Linked DNA regions of Mus musculus: region 1 is linked to region 2. Evidence: chromatin contacts called from ENCODE Hi-C or POLR2A ChIA-PET data. All regions are on one chromosome and are shown on one strand. The core of a region is the stretch at or near the end of the contact, and the rest is flanking DNA. Distances in the headings are between cores, read along the strand shown.

Region 1 (3,810 bases), core at 215-2,714, 44 kb before region 2:
TTCCAAAGACATATAGACTTACCAAGAGAAGAAGACGGATGTTTCTAGGTGAATATGTCACAAAATCTCTTAACAAACAAATAAATATCCTTCAGCCTTTAAAGGAAAAGATAATATAAAATAAACAAGTGAGGCTTACCTCAAATGTTCAAGGCTGATTCAACACTTTATAACATTGATTCATTCATTCATCTTATCCATGCCTGAAAAAGGAAAAAGGGACATTTTAACACATGAAGAACCCCCAGTTTTATAAAAGCAACACTCAGTCCTGTTACAAACTATAAAATAAAACTATAAATAGAAGGGATTTTCTCAAACTCATAAAGTGTCATGTCCCATGATGACTAGAAACTATTCTTTCGCTATGAGAACAAACAAACTTGTATCAGTAAAAAGAGTAGGCACAAATATGTAATTCAGAATGGAAATCCTGGGGATAGATTGAGAGTGAGATCATCAGTCTATTCTGACAACAGTATAAAAGTATAATAATCACAGAGCAATTACTTTCAAGAAATGATGATGGAACGAGAAGCACCCTTATAAAACTGTGAGCCTTGATAATGATATGGCACACGCATTCAGAATGAGTCAACCGCAAATGAGTTTATTGGTGAGATCTCAGAGCAAACAAAGGGTTGATTCATCAAGCATGAACACTTACGAGTTAGGCTTCTCTAAAACAGTTCAAAATTGAGATTCTATAAGAGACAAGTTTCAACCTTGGAGCATACATATTTACAACAAAAGAACATCAGTATAGAGTGATTAAAAACCACAACCAAATAAACAGAAAACTCACTGAAGAAAGGAATTTGAAAAACTAATATAATTATCCAAGTTCCCATTCAGTGGGTGTCAGAAATCTTGTTTTAGATTGATATTCCCAACATTCTTTCTACTATCAGCAAATGACAATGTAGTACCCTCTTTGCCCTTAAAGAGCAAAATGAGAACTATGTAAAAATCTAGTTGGCTCTTAAAGTAAGATTACAGTTTTTTTCTCAAATGTATGTTACTATTTCATGTCTCCAATGTGTGCTTATTTGTCTCAGATGCCCATTCTAATTTTCTTGCTCACTATAGCAGATAAAGCTGGGTTGGAACATGTCTATTCATCTAGTGTTTTTATGGAATCGTTACTTTCTTCTATGAAACAAAACAGAAAAGTTTTTACAACATTTTAAATCACTGTAGTTTTAGGTACAAACTTAAGGCATCTCATTCTGTTTGTAATTGTTTGTATACTAAACCGAGCATCGTCTGCCTTCTGGTGGCCCGTAAGTTGAACAACAGTTTCTTTGAATTCTGCTAGAGGAATTTCAGCATATATGAGTCCCTCTGGTGGCAATGATTAGAACAGCAGCTGTAAGAACTTTTCAAAAAAAAAAAAAAAAAGTTCACTTCTCTTAATCAAGAATGAGAAGCCCAGGTTCCGGCTCCCGCGGCTCTAAGGCGCGCGCTGTCCCTGCCCGGAGGTCCCAGCTTCCGCGTCCCAGACTTGGCCTCCACCCAGCCTGGGCCTCCGCCCCGCTCCCTTCCCAGACGCGTCCCGCCGAGCCCGCGGTCAACCGAGCCGCCAGTGACGCCCGCACAGCCACGGGGACCCGGGCGGGGGGAGCCATGCCGTGCCGGAGGGAAGAGGAAGCCGGCGACGAGGCGGAGGGGGAGGAGGACGACAACAGCTTCCTCCTGCTGCAGCAGTCCGTGACTCTGGGGGGCTCTGCCGACGTGGACCGGCTCATCGCCCAGATCGGCGAGACGCTGCAGCTGGACGCCAGGCACGATGGCCCGGCCTCGCCATGTGCTGCCCCGGGCCCCCCGCCCGCGCCCCCGCGGGTCCTGGCCGCGCTGCCGGCGGACAAGGCCGGGGCCCCAGCGAGGCGGCTGCTACGGAGAGCAGCATCAGCGGAGGCCGGGGACCCTGCGCCCCCGGGGGCTGTGCGCTGCGTGCTGGGGGAGCGCGGGCGCCTGCGGGGCCGGGCGGCGCCCTACTGTGTGGCGGAGATCGCCCCGGGCGCCAGCGCGCTGCCCCAGCAGCTCGGCCTTGAGGTATCCCCGGGGATGGGCAAAGTAAGCATCCCGCAGCCACTGTCCGGCCGGTGCCGGCGGGGTTGGCTCCGGAACGCAGCCGCGTCCCGCCGCCAGCAACAGCGACGCGGATCTCAGTCGGAGACCCGCACGAGTGACGGCGACCCGCCCCGACTCCTGCAGCAGCTCCTTCTTTCGGGAAACCTCATCAAGGAGGCGGTGCGGAGACTTCATTCGCGAGGGCTACAGCTACAGGCAAAGCTTCCCGCTCACTCGTTCCTCGGGCCTTTGTCAGCCCCGGTGCATGAGCCGCCTTTGCCCGGGAGCCCCCGTGCAGCCTGCAGCGACCCTGGCGATTGTGATGGAGGGCACAGCTCAGAACTAGGGACGACCTTCTTGTCCCTGGCAGCTAATAACCCCGGTGGCCACAGCACCAACCTGTAGCAGGGGACCAAGGGATTCACCCAGGACTTCACCCAGCTGGGGCTCGTAGAGGAAAATAAGCTAAGGAAGACAGCCGAAATATCGCAAATATTTCCATGAGTTGAGAGACCCAAACTGTTTGAAACCCACGAGTTAGGTTTGTTTTAAAACATTATATAGGTAGAGCGCACCGCAGGCTGTCAGCAGGACTTCTTTTTTTTTTTTTTTTTTTTTTTTTTTTGGCATAATCCAACCTGGTCGCTACAATTCCGCGCAGACTCTCCGGGCCAAGCAGGCACCACGTGGCCACGGTTCATGCTCTCAGAATCGACTCAGCCAGCTATGGAACGAAGGACAATGATCCCCGTTACTTGCTGTACTTTCCAGGACTGGTTCCTGATCCACTTTGGGGGAGGAGGAAACAGGAATGGACATAATTTCGGGGAGCGCCCCGAAATGCCACACTTGAACATTTTATGACAGTTAAAAGACCATCTCATCTTTTGCGGTGCTGGTTTCAATGTAAAACATGAGGTACCACGAGAGGACCCTCTTGGGGCTGAATAGAAGTAACCGTTATTTGTCTGTCCCCTCTTTTTTCAAAGGGTTGCTGTTAGCAGAGTGTTGAAAGAAAGCTGTATCCCATGAGTGTAGGGCGGGAGGCAGCAGTGAGCAGTGCTGGGTGATGGAAGGGCATGGCGAAGCACCGAGTGAACCCTCCTGCCTTTGTAAAGTGTGTTTTTAAAGGACACCCATTCCTCTTTGGGTTCAAGGTCAGTTTCCTGGGTGTGTTCCGTGTAGTGGGACTTCAGCACAGACACTAACCGAATTGCCTTGCTGAGGGATGAGCACACTGTTTTGCAAATGCTGGAGTCCTTTAAGGGCTCTCCTGCCATCTCTGGGAGGGGGTGGGGTGGCTGGTATTGAGTGTCTGTGCTTCTGGCCCGAGGCCCCCTCCCCTTCCACTCCTTCCAGCTTCCAGACAAACTGCCTGGAGACAGTGACTGCATTCCACCTTTTCCCCCTTGTTTCTGCTGCTCTACTCAAGTGGGGTGACGCTGCTGATGCTAGGGGCCCGGATAGGGGGCTGGGGAGGCTTCTCATAATGGGCACTCCAGGGACACAGTCTCACACAACCGTGTATAATGAGCTCTAGGGGCCGGCTCTGCGGGGAACAGCTGCAGTTCTCTGGATAGACAGAGTTGATTTCCTCCTTCTGACCCTCCCCCAGCTGTGCCAGCTGGCCTTTGTAAGGGAAGGAAACCTAGTAAAAAATGTGACCTTCCAAAGGGGAAAGCTGCAGGCTTTTTGCTATTGTGACTGTGAAGTGCTTCGAAATACTGTTCACTCTGA
Region 2 (3,670 bases), core at 464-2,963:
AACAAGTCTTATTCCTTTTCTTTTCTTTTGCTTTTTTCCCTCTATTGTACAAGTGGGCACTTTAAAACAATATAAGCTTTTCAACCTTTATGTTCATTTCAGAGTCCACATTTTAAAATACCTCATATCAAAATTTTCTTAAGCATATGTAGAACATACCTAATAGATCTTTATTTTTGTTTCTGATATTTTTACTAATCTATCTATCTATCTATCTATCTATCTATCTATCTATTTATGACCATTTAATGAAAGTTTCAAGTTTCATATTCAAATCTTTTCCCCACTCTCATCTGCTAGTTCTTACTTAGGTCTTTTATAAATTAGTGGCACTAAAAACATCTCATTGTTTTGAGGTTTCTTATTACTTAATGTCAGTTCTTTTGAAGTATGTGATGCTGGAGATCTGAGCCTTTTATTATTTTCCTTCATAAGTTACACAAGAAAAATTTTGCCTATTCTATTGTTCTTATTTCATGTTTACTTTGACTTCATCCCCCCTTATCTATATTGTTTGATTATGTTCCTCTTATCTTGTTTTATCGTTGTTGGATTTATTTAGTTGAGACTTATATTTTGAGTTGGATGATTATATCATATGCTTTCAGAGTTTTTTAACCTTAGGTTGTGAGACTCCTTCCAATAAAATTATTTTTCTGAGCATAATTTCATTTTTTTAAATAGTAAATAAAATATTTGAAGCATTGCTAATTCAAGTTAGTGGGTGAGGAAAGGAAGAAAGCATGATTATTACTAAAAATAAAAACCCACGTAAAACTATACTATAAAATTTAGTATGCCACTGTAGTAAGTACATGTAGCAGTGTAGAACTACATATAAAATTATTAGCCCAATAGTATATATCTGCAAAATGAAAAGAAAAAGAAAAAGAACTGGCTCAGTGCAGAAATGGAAATGAGACACTTTGGGGTGCAAAGAGGAGCTGGTATTATGAAAAGCTCTGTAGAGCAGAATGGGATGAAAAGGAAGGCAGGGAACAAAGGGTCTCCGAATCCAACCAACAGAGAAAAGTTAAAGCCTGGGTCATTCTCAGACCTTGCCTTATTAAGTCTTCATCAGGGTTGGGCAAAGTCCAGGCTTCTACATTGTTGGGGGTCCGGGAGAATGTAACAAAGGCAGGAAAGTGAAAGGCTCTGAGTAGCCTCGGGGCAGGGGATTCCCTCCTAATTAAAGTGCACGCAAATTAACCCTTCAAGGGAAAAAAAGACCCAAAGAATCCTGTCAGATCTACAAGCATTGAAGGAGAAACGCTTTGGCAGGGACACTGTCCGATCTTAAAAATTAGTAGCCTATAAACAAACGACAGAAGAAACTGAAAAATAATTTTTAATGTGAGTGAAATGTTTTATGTTCAAGCAGCAGACGGTAAAGGCAATGTGTGTAGCGTTTTCTTAACACACACACACAAATAAACTGCAATGTATACAACTGAAACCTGGAGAGTTTAAAACATCAACCTTGAGGGGAAACACTGTGGAAACGGGGATTGGGGGGTTCAGAGTCGCACTTAGAAAGCCGGCAGAAGCCCATCCCAGTGTCTCAAGCAGAAACAGGCACGCGAAAAACATGGCGGAAGCAACTTCCGGTGAAGCCCTAGGAATGGTGTTACAACCGGAAGTGTCCGCCTGCCTGTAAACAGGTAGGAACTAAAGTTTCCAGGGAACGGGGAGCAGGTGGGAAGACAAAAATCGATGCACTTCGCTCCGAGAAGAAGCTGGTCGAGCCATCTCCAGCTCCGCAATTCAAGCACAAAAAAGATATAATATTCGGGTTTTTGGACAGTGTTAGAGGCACGCTGTAAGATGGAAGAGTCTACAGCTCCCATTGAGGCCCACGCGGCCGCCGGCGCCGAGGCAGGTGCTGAAGGGGGGGAGGGTGTGTCTGTTCCCCCCCCTCCTCAGTTTGAGGCTGCTGGAGCTTCTGCGGGAGTCAGCTCGGCCCCTCTGCAGCAGGCATCGGGTCTGGCACCGCTCCTGGTGACTCCAGGCCCAGCGATCCGGCGCGCGGCGAGTTTGAGGCCAGCGCCAGCCGAAGGGGGCGGGGCCCGGTCTGGTCCGGAGCGCAACAGTGGCAGCTGGACGAAGCAAATCCTCTGCAGGTATTATCTGCATGGGCAGTGCAAGGAGGGCGATAACTGTCGCTACTCTCACGACCTTTCTGGGCGGCGGAGATCTAGGGGGGGGCAAGATGCTCAGCCTCGGGCCTCTGCAGACAGAGGACCCAAGATGGCCACTCGCTGGGAGCCCCCGACTCAGGAAGTGGCGGAAGCCCCCCCTGCTGCATCCTCAAGCTCCTTGCCTCTGATTGGCTCGGCTGCTGAAAGGGGCTTCACTGAAGCTGAGATTGACAATGCAGGCATTCGCTCAGCTGCTGAAAGGGGCTTCTCTGAAGCCGAGATTGACAATGCAAGCCTTGCAGCAGGTGCTGCAGCGGGAGCGGGTGCAGAAGGCTGGGAGGGGGCAATTGAATTTGTTCCTGGACAGCCTTACCGAGGTCGCATGGTCCCCCCGCATGGTCCCGAGGCTCCTCTGCAGAGCCCGGCAATTGAGAGAGAGCATATGGCTATGGGCATGGGGATGCCGATGCCAGTGCCAATGCCAATGCCAGTGCCAATGCCAGTGCCAATGCCGCTGCCGCTTTGCCGCTATGCTGCCCGGGGACAATGCCTCCGTGGGGACAGGTGTGCATACCCCCATGGAGAAATATGCGACATGTGCGGGCAGCAGGCCTTGCACCCTTGGGATGCAGCTCAGCAGGAAGCTCATAGAAGGGCCTGCGTTGAAGCACACGAGAGAGATATGGAACTCTCTTTTGCTGTGCAGCGCAGCATGGACAAAGTGTGTGGCATCTGCATGGAGGTGGTCTATGAGAAAGCTGACCCCAGCGACCGCCGCTTTGGCATTCTTTTCAGCTGCAACCACACCTACTGTCTTAGGTGTATCCGCAGGTGGAGAAGTGCCACACAGTTTGAGAACAGGATCAGTAAGTCCTGCCCACAGTGCAGGGTCTCCTCTGGCTTTGTCATTCCTAGTGAGTTTTGGGTGGAGGAGGAAGAGGAGAAGGAGAAACTTGTTCAGCAGTATAAGGAGGGGATGAGCCAGAAAGCGTGCAGGTATTTTGCTGGAGGCCTAGGTCACTGCCCATTTGGAGAATTCTGTTTTTACAAGCATGAATACCCCGAGGGCTGGAGAGATCAGCCTCCAAGACCAGATGGTGGTGGATCATCAAGCGCATACTGGCATCAAGTTTTGGAGCCTGTGCAGTTGCGAGAGGGAAACGTGCTGTTTAAAAGCCGTAAAAAAGAGCATTCTGTGCTTCGCCTGGCCAATCAGTTGCTTAAGAAGTTGCTTTGCCTGAGAGGCAGTTCTTCCTTCTCTGATGACCGTTGGCTCTTGCTTCAGTACCAGCTGGAAGAATATTTCAGTTTGAATCTGTAGTATCACGCTGTGGCATGTGGTCTGGTCTGCTAAAGCTCTGTTGTCTGCTGTTGCTTATTCCCCTTTATTGACTGAAAAACCCTATCGCTTTCAAAGGCTACTGAGGCAATCTTTATGCAGTATTGCTGTTTTCTTCTCTATTTCCTATTTCTTCTTGCTAGGATTGTGATGTTTCTCTGTGTTACAAAATAACAAGAAATCTTATAAGTAT

What was found. Hi-C counts contacts between places; a loop is a spot of excess contacts on that map. ChIA-PET counts read pairs that join two places held with the same protein, here RNA polymerase II (POLR2A).
Region 1: a map of heart shows a loop between it and region 2 (2.5-fold over the local background). The contact joins the promoter of Peg12 here to the promoter of Mkrn3 in region 2. A Hi-C loop is called at or near these places in 2 of 37 maps with a recorded cell type or tissue (both heart). POLR2A ChIA-PET finds 5 or more read pairs at or near these places in 3 of 5 experiments (Patski and embryonic stem cell).

The regions. Positions count from the first base shown.
Region 1 is chr7:62,462,164-62,465,973 of GRCm38, reverse strand. Peg12 (paternally expressed 12) reads left to right here and starts at 1,464. Exons shown (of 1, transcript NM_013788.2): 1 at 1,464-3,810. The coding sequence starts at 1,627. The coding sequence ends at 2,478.
Region 2 is chr7:62,418,196-62,421,865 of GRCm38, reverse strand. Mkrn3 (makorin, ring finger protein, 3) reads left to right here and starts at 1,713. Exons shown (of 1, transcript NM_011746.3): 1 at 1,713-3,670. The coding sequence starts at 1,825. The coding sequence ends at 3,459. All of the region lies in intron 1 of Gm32061 (predicted gene, 32061), which reads left to right.